Regions from separate parts of the Mus musculus genome. Here region 2 is linked to region 1. A link is a contact called in ENCODE Hi-C or POLR2A ChIA-PET data. All regions are on one chromosome and are shown on one strand. Each heading gives the region's core, a stretch centred on a gene start or an enhancer-like site at or near the end of the contact. The rest is flanking DNA. Distances are from core to core; before and after follow the strand shown.

Region 1 (5,957 bases), core at 1,757-4,256:
TTTTGGCAATAATCTGCCGACTGCTGCACTAACAACAATTATCTCATGCTAATTGGGAATTTTAAAACCCTGCAAGCGACAGTTACAGCTGTCTTTCATTAATAAACAAGGAGAAAAAAATTCTCTTGAACTGTGGATGCGGTAGGAACAGACAAGCCTGAGCTTTCCCTGCCTTTGCTGCTTTTTGGCCTTATAACCCCCAGGCCAAGCTCACTTAATCCTCTCCTAGCCTAATTCCTCATGAAACGGAGACTTACTGTGTTTAGTCACTACTTAATCCTCAATTTATAGAGCTGGGGATTAATTTTTGAGGAATACAATCATCGTCCCCCGAAACACAAAGACTCAAGTTCTAGTCTCAACTCTCCCACTTAGCAGGGGGAGATGGGATTTACATTTTTCCTGAAAGGTCAGATGTGCACGACAACACTTGCCGAAGAGAGCGCAGTGAGATTTAGAAAAGGCAGAGGCTGCGGCAGGTGCTGAATACCAATTGTACTGAATAGCCACAGTTGGCTGACCCAATGGATACGTTGAAACAGCCAAGGTTCACAAGGTGATAAGAGACTCATAAGATATTTGTTGTCTGTTCTTGTTTGTCATGTTATGCTGGTGTCTTTGCGGTATTGGAGTTAAAACTAGGGCCAAAAGCACGCCAGGCAAACACTCTATTGTTGAGCCATACTATCCATACAGAGGAAATTCTTTTTTTATTTTCTTTTGGGTGGGAATATGCACCCGTGTCACAGCATGTGTGTGGAAGTCAGAGAACTGCTTGTAAGAATCAGTTCTCTCCTTCCACCATGTGGGGCCTATGGATTGAACTCAGGAACTCAGGGTTGGCGGCAGGCGCCTTTGCATAGCCATTGAGTCCCCTCACTCAACACCAAGAGAGATGCTCAATGACACAAAAACCAAGAAGAGCCCCTGTAGAGCCATCACCATCACAACTGCAAGAGATAACTACATCTGCATGCTGCATGACATTTCCACACAGAAATGATGCCAGAGTTTACAATCTCAGTTTAAGTAGGTAAGGCATATTCAGGAAGAGATCGGAGTTAACAGAGAAGTGGAGAATAAAGAAAATCAGTTTCTGTTTGTCACCTGGCGAGCAAGTATGGGAAAGTCTAATAATAGACATAAGTACACAGATGTGATTGGGACATGGTGACAGACTGCCAGCTTCTTACACAACACACCTAATAGTCTCAAATAGTACTTAGAAAAAGCACAGGTTGCGAGAAAACTGCCAACCTGCCTACCAGCTTGGGAGGCTCGCTTCTGTTTAACGGCTTCCATGGGAACCTGCAGTAAGAGAGGTAGCTGGACAGAGATTTAGAGTGTGTTCAGAATGCAGCTCAATATTTTCCTCACTCACCAAAATCCACAAGCACTTTTCTGTTAAAGATTTTGTCTACCTCTAAACATGCCCGTGGTGTCTGTGCTTCGTTTGATTTGGGTTTGCTTTGCTCAATTTGAGACAGTGTTGTTTTGTAGTCCCGGCCGTCTGGAATTTAACTAAGTAGCCCAGGCTGGCCTCAAAGTTGCAAGGGTCCGCTTAACTCTGCTTCTACAATGCTGGGATTACAGGTGTGAGTCATCATGCCTAGCTGTGTTTTATGTTGTTTAAACAGAATCTCACTATGTAGCACAGGCTGGCCTCAAACTCCAGATTCTTCTGTCTCCGCCTCCTGCATAGCAGAAATTATAGGCAGCACTGGGCTCAGGTTCCATGTTTGTTCTTTAAAGGGGGAGGGGGCGGGGGCGGAGGCGGAGGCGGAGGCGGGGGCGGGGCAGGTCTCCTTCAAATCTTATTTTAACTTTTCTTCATGGCTATTGGCACTGCTCTTTGGCTGTTAAATCTTTGTCAAAGCATAATAAACTGGGTGCTTGGGGGATAGAGGGATGGTTCCGCGGTTAAGAGCACAGATTGCTCTTCCAGAGGACCTGTGCTCAATTCCCAGCAATCACATGGTGGCTCACGACCATCAATAATGAGATCTGATGCCCTCTTCTGGTGTGTCTGAAGACAGCTACAGTATAGTCATAAACGTAAATAAATAATTCCTTTTTTAAAAAATTAAAAAAATAAAATGGGTGCTTTAACATGCACTCACATGGTGCTCACAACCATCTGTAACTCCAGTTTCAGGAAACCTGATACACTTTTCTGGCTTCTGCTGGCATGAGGCATCCAGGTGGTGCTGAGGTATATGCGCAGACAAAACACCCATATACATTAATAAATAAATAAATCTTAAAGAGAGAAACCCTGCCCCAAGAACCAAATAAATAAATGAGTGAATATAATTTAAATATTAAAAGCAACTAGAAAATCCATTGCAGTCCATCTGGGTAGGGGGTGACCTTCACCTGTTTATGACAGATAATACAGAGAACACCCAAAGATGGCAGAGCAGATAGCTGAGTTGACAGTAGCCACCAGTCACATATTGTGTGACTTTCACTGAATGAGAAATGCAGTCCTTAGCTGCCCTTTAGGTATTCACTATCCATAAGAAGTGGCTTCTGTATTGGGCAGCCAGAAGGTTTGCATTTTCTCAGAGAGTATTACTGGGCAGCACTAGTGTAAGAAGTTTCCAGCTCAACCAAGGATTGACATTCTCGCTCTGCCGCTTGTGTTCTGAGCAACTCAGAGAAGCAAGCTAAGTCCTCTCTCGATTCCCATGGCCTGCCTGTTCAGACCAAAGTGAAAAGGCTCCTTACAAAGACTGTAGGACCTGATAATGTATACACATTAACAAAAGGATTGCTAATCAGTAAACGAACACCCAATGAATGGCCACAACCCTTGTATCTATTATCGTATCTTACAGGGTTCTCTTAACCTGGAACAGGACTCTGTGGTGGGCAGGTCCATCGCTGACCTCAGGGTCTCTCCTCCTTTCTTTGTATTTCACTATGAGATCAAGGCTGGCGGACTCCACTTCCCTCTGTCTCCCAGATCCCCATGGTCTACTCGTCACTCACCCAGCTGCTCAGACCTGTCTCGCAGCACTCTACACCCAGATTACTTTAATGGGCTCTCAACTGCTTTTCCTGTTGCCAGTCTGGGCCCCTTTCCAGCCTACCCTCCACAAAGACAGTGATATCCCGGACAAGGGTGATTCCATTGCCGCAGGCCATTCCCTGGCTGAAAATCCTGGGACTAGCCCAGGGACAGAGTTCAGTGGTTAGAGAGCTTTGCCTAATGTGCACATGCTTGGACACTCACACGCACACTCACACGCGCACACACACTTGGGGCTTCACATAATTTTGGAGCAAAGGTCACACTCTTATCTTAACAATAACAACTCCGAGCTTGACTGCTGTGTCACTCTGCAGCGACCTCATCTCCTTACCTGTAGCTCCACTCCACCCATGCTTCGTGTCCCCGCCTTTGAGTTTACTCCTCTGACCTGTACCAAACTCACTCTATTTCTTCCTTTTGCTCAGTATACCCAGTGATCCCTGTCCCGGGGCAACGCTGGCCTAAGGATTGAGCCCCAGGTTCTAGTGTTTGGCTGCTTCTATCTTAACTCTGTGGAGGACCACTTAGTACACTCAATTTCAATCCTTAGAAGATATTCCACAGGAGTTACAGAGACAAAGTTTGGAGCTGAGACGAAAGGATGGACCATCTAGAGACTGCCACACCTGGGAATCCATCCCATAATCAGCCTCCAAATGCTGACACCATTGCATACGCCAGCAAGATTTTGCTGAAAGGACCCTGATATAGCTATCTCCTGTGAGGCTCTGCCGGTGCCTGGCAAACACAGAAGTGGATGCTCACAGTCTGCTATTGGCTGGAACGCAGGGCCCCCAATATAAGAGCAAGAGAAAGTACCCAAGAGCTGAAGGGGTCTGCAATCCTATAGGTGGACCAACAATATGAACAAATCAGTACCCCCAGAGCTCGTGTCTCTAGCTGCATATGTTATAGAAGACCATCACTGGAAAGAGAGGCCCATTGGACTTGCAAACTTTATATGCCTCAGTACAGGGGAACACCAGGGCCAAGAAGTGGGAGTGGGTGGGTAGGGGAGTTGGGGCGGAGGGTATAGGGGACTTTTGGGATAGCATTTGAAATGTAAATGAAGAAAATACTTAATTTAAAAAAAGGGAAAAAAAGATATTCCATATTACAAAATAGCATCCACATTATTGGAGTGTTACAGGAGTTCAACTAAAACTCCCAAGACAGGCTGGCACTGAGTAGACACACTATGTATGTAGATATTATGTCTTCCATTATTCATCCAAATTAAAATCTTCAGGAAAGAAGTCTTCCGGATGGCTATCGCCTACATTCTAGTATGTGTCATCCTGAAATGGCCTTTTTCGAGGTTGGCATGCTTAGATGGATTCTAATAAATAATTTGCTTCACAGACAAACATGGTGTCACACGTCTGTAATCCCAGCACTTGGGAAGCAGGGGCAGGAAGAACTCTAGTTTGAGGGTAGCCAGGGCTACACAACAAAACTGTGTCTCAAAAAATATACATGATAATCACTTCACTTCACTGTATCTTCTACTATAACTAATAATCATTTGAAAGTGAAAGGCCCATTTTAATTGTCATTTCTTTCCATTTTAAGTGCCTAACACTGCCGGGTGGTGAAAGGGCACGCTTATCCCACCAGCCCGTTCAGAAAGACTCCTTTTTTTGAGTGCTTTCAAATCAACATAGGTTGGGTACTTGCCTCCTTGTCCCTCCACGTTTTCCTGATACCAGGGTTGAAAGGATCCCACTCAACATTCCAGGGCACAGAAGGGGCCATCTGCGACTGTTGCTTCAAGAACAGAAGCACCAATGCTGAGATCTGGTGGTGCCAATCAGAATGAGACGGAAACAAAGAGGCCATCACAACAACCACCCGCTGCCTCCTACTGCCAACCCTCCGCTGTCCTACACACATGCCAAAGGCATGACCTAGAGCTCCATCATGAAAGGGCAGGAGCTGTGCTTCGTACTTAGCAGGACGTTCATCAGAGGGTGGCAGGGAGGACTGAGGCTCTTCAAGTACACACCAGGAGCAAAACTTGGCAGTAGGCTGAGCCTGCCCACTGTTTGCTCTTCCTATCGAATGGTATGAGTTTCAGATCTCCATGCCAATCACAATACATGCTACTCCAAACACAGAGAATTGGACTATGGCTGAGGAAAGAAGAAATATTCTATTCAATGCCTTGTGCTGTGTTGTTATTATTATTATTTTACAAAGATCAAAGAACTCTTCAGCCACAATAAAATTCTAGACCTCTAGCCGGGCGTGGTGGCCCACACCTTTAATCCCAGCACTTGGGAAGCAGAGGCAGGTGGATTTCTGAGTTTGAGGCCAGCCTGGTCTACAGAGTGAGTTTCAGGACAGCCAGGACTACACAGAGAAACCCTGTTGCAAAAAAAACAAACAAAACAAACAAACAACAAAAAGAATTCTAGACCTCTGATCCCACCAATTAAAAGAATTATACTCACCCCATTGCATTCCTGGGATGGGTTCTGAGAAAGGGGCAAGAGAGTTTGTCTCAGCTCCAATTCCCTTCCGTTGTTCTTAGCTGAAGCAGCACACGGCTTTCCCCCTAGTTTCTACCATCATAGGAGCAGCTTTGGCCTCAGCCACTACTTGGCTTCACAGTGAATCTTAGGCACTCTTGAAAGACTAAATGCAAATTAACCAGGTCACTCAGAAGTGAATCTTTCACTCAGGAAGTAATGCGGTCAACCAAGTCCCTTCTCAGAACCTGGAGTCTTCGAGGATTGGTCAAGACTCTGGACAGCAGGCCTCATAAACCTTGCCCCCACAAGTATCTCTCTACTTCCTGCTGTTAACATCCTGTGCGCCCTCCTGTAGAAAAGCCCTTGCTCATCTCAGCTAGTACGCTCACACAGGAAAGGCTCAAAATGAAAGCAAGTAGAAGCCACAATACGCCACCTCACAACCT
Region 2 (5,957 bases), core at 1,310-3,809, 35 kb after region 1:
TATGGGTTGAGCAAATAATATGCCACTTTCTATAAGCAACTTGGTGACCTCAGAGCGACCTGGACCCAACCTCCAGTCTCCATGGATACCAGAGGATGAGCCCAGCCTCCATGGATACCAGAGGATGAGCAGATGCTCATTTTCTTCCAACCCAATAAACAAGCACATAAAAGAACTGTCTTAAGTCATACTCAGGAGGTAAAATAAACTTCCTCTTTCCAATACCATCCTCCCCACTTCAACAACAACAAAAACTATCCTACCATACCTTTAAACAACTCTCAAGATCAGAACCATTTTCCTTACATTTCCTCGGTTCCACCAGCCTCCATTACCCAGCAGTGCAAGACTATCTCCATGTTGTTGTCTGTACTTGTGCCTCTTTCAGGGTCTCTCACATTTGAGGGAAAAGTACCTGAGTCACAGTTTAGTTTGAGATTAGCCCCCACCAGTCCTCACTTTCCCTTGCCCTGTCAAAAGGGAAACAGGGTGGCGTGCCTGAAGAGAAAAACCTGTTGCCCCCAAGGTCCATAGCTGGGAGAACATGTGCAGCCATTGCAATCAGGAAAGACCTCCTGCTTACCCCAGCCCAGGCCCTCAGTACCTCCACAAAGACACATCACATGCTTGTTTCTGTTGATTCTGGCCACGTTGTTCCCTAAGTCCATCATATGCACCTGACCTCATGCTCATGTCACTGTTTTCTTTTGTTTTGTTTTTTTTCCTAGCTTCATTTGTCATCATTTGAGCCCCTCTCTCCTCGGCCTTTTCCTACATCTCCAAGGTTACCTTTTCTTGTACAGTGACTACAGATGACAGAGTGTAAATCTTCCAATGGCTCCATCACTTCCGTGTGAATGAAACTCGCATGTCTCAGCTGCTTCCGTTATATGGTTAGTTGGTTCGGATTTGGCTTGGCTTGGCTTGGTTTCATTTAGGTTTGGGGTTTTTAAGAGGTCAACCTTTCCGTGTAACCTCCATGTATCTCAGACCCCAAGGATCCTCCTCCTCTTCTTCCTGAGTTCTAGGCCTACAAGCAGGTGCCACACAGCTTTATTTATTTATTTTATGTTGGAAGTGCTAGGGGCACCTGTATGCTAGGCAAACTTTTTAAAAGTGTCCTATCAAGCTTAGCTTCCACACCCCTTCATACCCTGGAGACCCCCTCAAGATCCCCACACTTGCTGGTGTCACTTTTGAGCTTTTGAGACCCACTCAATAAGTGATAATGAACGAAAGTGAAATGATAGGGTGAATGAACTCCCATTAGTTACCACCAGCAGCAATAACAGCAACACCCCGCCCCCTCTAATAGTACAGACCTCTGCTAATGGTCATACCCCGAGTCCAGAAGTAAATTGAAGAGGGGACATGGTATCCATGAGTAGCGGGGACTCCATGCCACCATGGGCAACTTCCTGAAGCAACACACACACACATTACCCTGTGAGCTTCATGCTAGTTCTTGAATGTGAACAGCAAACATCTCCCTAGCAAAACTGAAGCTGGCACGGTGATCGATCGTGAGATGTGTCCGTGATGTGGTAGAAAATGTGAATACGTCACCTCTCCATAGGCAACATGGACCTGTACCAGCAGGGTAGTGTAGGAAAAAGAAAATGACAAAAAGTGAAATGGGATTCGGAAGTCCATGTGGAGGCGTCACTTAAACTTCTGTCACTAGTCTCCCGACACCTCCACCTGTACAATGGAATCATAGCCTAATACTATCTACCTAATTTCTCCAAATTCCATCCTCAGGTGAAGCCCTCACCACAGACAGTAGTCTGCGCACAGTAAGGGCTTAAGAGATAATAAAAGATAACACTGTATTGGCCATTTTGCTGTGAGGGTCAAGAAATGAAACGCAGCATGAACCTATGTCAAACACATCAAGTAATGTAAAGTCCCTAGTTCTAGGCTGTGTGGTAGCCCTGGTGCCCTGGCAGTGCCTGAAGACGCCAAGGTGACGCGATAAGCTCCTTCTTTGATCCCGGAAGTTTCCACCAGAATGCCCTAGGGTCCTAGACCGCCCTGGGGAGGGGCGAGAGGTTCAGGGGAAGACTGCTGGAGAGAAACTGGAACCTACCTGCTTTCACTGCATTCTTTCCGCTCCCTCACCCTCAGCCACTTGCGGAGCAGGAAGCGTTTTCGGCGCGGGGACGCACTGGGTGTGGAGCAGTTGGACCACGGGGTGTCCTCGTCGCTGGAGGGCGTAATCTCAATGGACGGCAGTTGCAGGAACTCCTTGCCGGGGGCCAGGACGCCGGGTAGGTCCGGGGCTACCAACCCCGCCTCCAGGCTCTGCTCCTGCACGTTCTTCATCCGGCGCATCTTAAAGCGCCGGCGGCGAAGCGTGGGGGTGGACGAGCTGGACCACACCGCGCTGCCCTCGGGTGCGCCCTGAGGTTCTGGCACCTGCAGGGCGGGCAGCTGCAGGTTCTCCATCATGTTGGCCGCCGGCATCGGGGTCCCTGGCCGCTGCTCCGTGCCCTCCGCCTGCAGCCTGGCTCGAGGCTTCCTCTCTCGGCTCCCTACCCTGGGGCCCGTGGCACTATCCCCTCTCACGTTCAGCGGGAGGCTCGAGCCTGCCAGTAGATCAAGTTCCTTTTCCTGGAGCGCCGCGAGGAGGGGACTGAAGGGGACGCCGCCTCCTGCGGTCTAGAACTTTAAGAAGCGCGCTTCCTCGCTCAGTCCGACGAGGGAAGAGGCGACCCGGGACGCAGTGACAGTCGCCTGCCAAGCTTTGCCACCCGGCTGCCCTCCTGGGGCTCCCCTTCGCGTGCCCGTGTGTTTGTCTTCCGCTGCGCCCGCTTGCTCGCTTGCTCTCTCTGCCGGTGTCTTTGCCTTAGCGGGACTCGGCGGCCCCGGACCCCAGGGAACTGCGCAGCAAACTCTCAGTGGTTTGCGTTCAGCCGACTGCGTTGGGGAGCCGGCTTGGCGCTGCAGGAGAGTGGAGGACTGGAAGAAGAGGCGGTGGTAGGAGGGAGAGGAAAGAGAGAGAGAGAGAGAGAGAGAGCAAGGGAGACACTAGATAAAAACAAAAAAAGGTGGAGTAGGTGGAGGGGGGTGGGGGCTGAGGAGGGAGTGGGTTGCTAGCCTGAAAGGACACGCACAGGCAGCGACAGCCAGCGACAGCCTTGTAACTGTACACGGAATCCCTTGGGGAGGGACTATACCTCCGAGTCAAGGCTGCTCCAATCAGCCTAATGAAATAGGAGCACAATCCAAACTTTCTCAAGGCAACGATTGGCTAAGCAGCTCTGGTTAGCAAACTCCCTGTTTTTTTTTCCCCTGGGGGAGGGGAATCAATGGATTTAGCCCTCCCTCGCAGACCACCCAAGATACAGGGTTGAAGGAAAACTGGGTGACTTTTCAGCCAAATCTCTCTCCTAAGAAATGCGCGTTCTCCGAGTTGTTTGGAGTGCTGACCAGGAAGACAGGGCATACATAATCAGAAGGAAAATGGAAAGTTCCTGGAGGCTGCTTCCAAAATGGCAAGCTGGGAAGAAAAGACAGTTCTGTAGAATAAGCTGAGGACACCAGACACGGACACAAAGACACACGATAGGGTGGAAAGACACAGGACACACAGGACCATTAAGGGAAAGATACTGGATACATGGTGTGTGGCCTGGCCAAAACTATAGCCCGATTATAAGTGAAAGGCAAAGAGGCTGAGAGAAGTTAGCCGGTGCACCACCCTCAGAGACTCCAGGGAGTCAAGTGCATCCTTGGACATTCCTGAGACTGTGTGATGCTGCTTCATCTTGCTGGGGAATGGGTTGGGTCACACCGTTTACTGTGGCCTCAGACCTCTGAACAGAAATATGGACTAGTCCTGCCAAGTATATCAGTGTGCTAGAGGCAGGTGAACCCTGAGAGGTGGGATGTAGAAGTGATCTGCTTTAGGAAGACATTCTGTGTTGGACTGAGCTTGCTGGGGTACAAGTTTAACACTCAACGACCCCCACCCCAAACAAGGAATTTGCCTCTTCAGTGGGAGACCGAAAGGAATAACAAAGACCCCAATACATGGCCCACAATCTGGCCCATTCTCTTTGCCGGTATTTGTTAGTCCAGTTTCCCTTTGGATGAATAAAAATCACATCCCTAAAGGTCATAAGAATCCACTTCAGGCCTGGTGGTGGTGGTAGCACACACCTTTAGTTCTAGCACTCAAGAGGTAGAGGCAGGCAAATCCCCGTGAGTTCGAGGCCAGCCTGGTCCACAGAGGGAGCTCAAGAACAGCCAGGGCTAGTCAGAGAGAGAGAAAGAGAAAAAAAAATCCACTTTAAAATAGCATATACCCCTACAGGTCAATAAGACATCTGAGGTAACAGCTGTCTGTCATGTCCTGCATTGACACATGGGAAGCTAAGACATCCTGCCATTCATTATGCAACCTCCTTGAGGCTGTGAATAAAAAGGAAGTGCATCTGGTGAAGGGCCAAGGTCCGGTTCACCCTAAGCGATGTCAGAGTATCAGTCCCTTTCCTGACCCTTCACATCCGGCTGCTGGCTTGCACATGATTCACTATCACTCTATTTTAACTCCCGGTGGCAGAGAAAGGAGAAAGCTCTAGTCATCAGGTGTCAGGCCTGGCAAAGACCTGAAAAGCTCTTCCGGCTTGGACCAGGAGGATGGTCGGTGTCTCTTAACTTCAGAGTCGGTCAGGGATCTACATAGTTTGTTCACTGTCTTAGATCCTTTCCGTGGAGGAGGGCTTTGCAGGAGGGTCTGACAGCTTCCCAGAGAACCTGCCTCTTAGATGCGCTGTTGATATAAGGGATCAGAGTCTCTCTTGCTCAAGGAAAACAGGGCATTACCAGTTATTCTTTGAAGAAAGAAAAGGTACAACACACACACACACACACACACACACACACACACACACACACACACACACTTGCCATAGGCCTTCTCAATTTAAATTCATAGCCTCAAAATGAAGATGAACCACCAGCTTCTTCCTCCAGTGCACTTCAGACAGGTGTCCCGCCCACGAGTCTGGACCTAAAATCCTCTAATATTTAATCTAAGCTTCAGGCACAGAAGTGGTGGAGAATTACTGCTTACATTTCCTCTGGTCTAAGGTAAAACCTCGGCTGGACCAAATCTAAAAGGTTCTCACATGCAGATTCCAGGAGCATCCCTCATCCCTGCCTGATCCTCTCCTTCGCTCACTTCTGCCTGGAGCCTCGTTTTTTTTTTTTTTTCCTTAAAGCTTTAACCTTTTCACTCATCAAATCCCCAGTCAAAATTAGGAGTTCAAGTTTATCCTCACTTACAAAGCAAGTCTGAGGGCAGCCTGAGCTAGGCCTCTCTGTTTCTGTCTCTGTCTCTGTCTCTGTCTCTGTCTCTGTCTCTCTCTTTTGCACTAGTGTGCTCACACACACACACACACACACACACACACACACACACACACACACAGGGGAGGGGGAACAAATACAAACTAACAAAAAGAAAATCAAAACCTCACTGCCCGCCACCACAGCTGTCTCTGTTTACTTTGGAGCACAGATAGTTGCAGCTGCCAGCAGATGTCCCCTCTAAGCTCCTCAGAAAGAGCCAAAAGTCTCTTCCTCTGAACCCTTCCAATATGCTCTTGATTGGCATGTGACCTTTAGAGCTTACAGAAAGGTTTTAATACATCACATTATACCTTCCTAGAGACCTTAGGACTAAGGCAACACAAGTTACTACCCTCTTCTTGCAATCATGAAAATGGGGCAGAACTGCAAAAACATATCCAAGGACTCCCATGAATGACAATGACTGATACAGCAAGGCCAGCATCAGACCTTCAGAAATCAAGGTAGAGGCCAGCAAAATCACATACTATGCAAGAAAATAGTTCCCTGATAGTTCCGGACTGCAGCTGTTCAGTTGCAACAGCTGTTTTACAAGGAGGCAAAAGAAGCCAAATTGGAGGAGGGGGCAGTTTCCCAAA

Evidence for each region. Hi-C counts contacts between places; a loop is a spot of excess contacts on that map. ChIA-PET counts read pairs that join two places held with the same protein, here RNA polymerase II (POLR2A).
Region 2: a map of heart shows a loop between it and region 1 (2.7-fold over the local background). The contact joins the promoter of Gramd1b here to the enhancer-like site in region 1. A Hi-C loop is called at or near these places in 15 of 37 maps with a recorded cell type or tissue (T-helper 1 cell, T-helper 17 cell, T-helper 2 cell and 4 more). POLR2A ChIA-PET finds 5 or more read pairs at or near these places in 2 of 5 experiments (both embryonic stem cell).

Annotation. Positions count from the first base shown.
Region 1 is chr9:40,417,810-40,423,766 of GRCm38, forward strand. All of the region lies in intron 1 of Gramd1b (GRAM domain containing 1B), which reads right to left. All of the region lies in intron 1 of Gm51668 (a long non-coding RNA gene), which reads left to right. Among named protein-coding and RNA genes, the nearest start is that of Gm51668, 3.8 kb to the left of the region's middle. Within about 2 kb of position 3,007, at least 1 of the 3 ENCODE cell types and tissues checked has a DNase peak (open chromatin) inside an H3K27ac peak, as active enhancers do; it is heart, where a contact is called at or near this core.
Region 2 is chr9:40,453,205-40,459,161 of GRCm38, forward strand. Gramd1b (GRAM domain containing 1B) reads right to left here and starts at 2,560. Exons shown (of 20, transcript NM_172768.2): 1 at 2,090-2,560. The coding sequence starts at 2,466.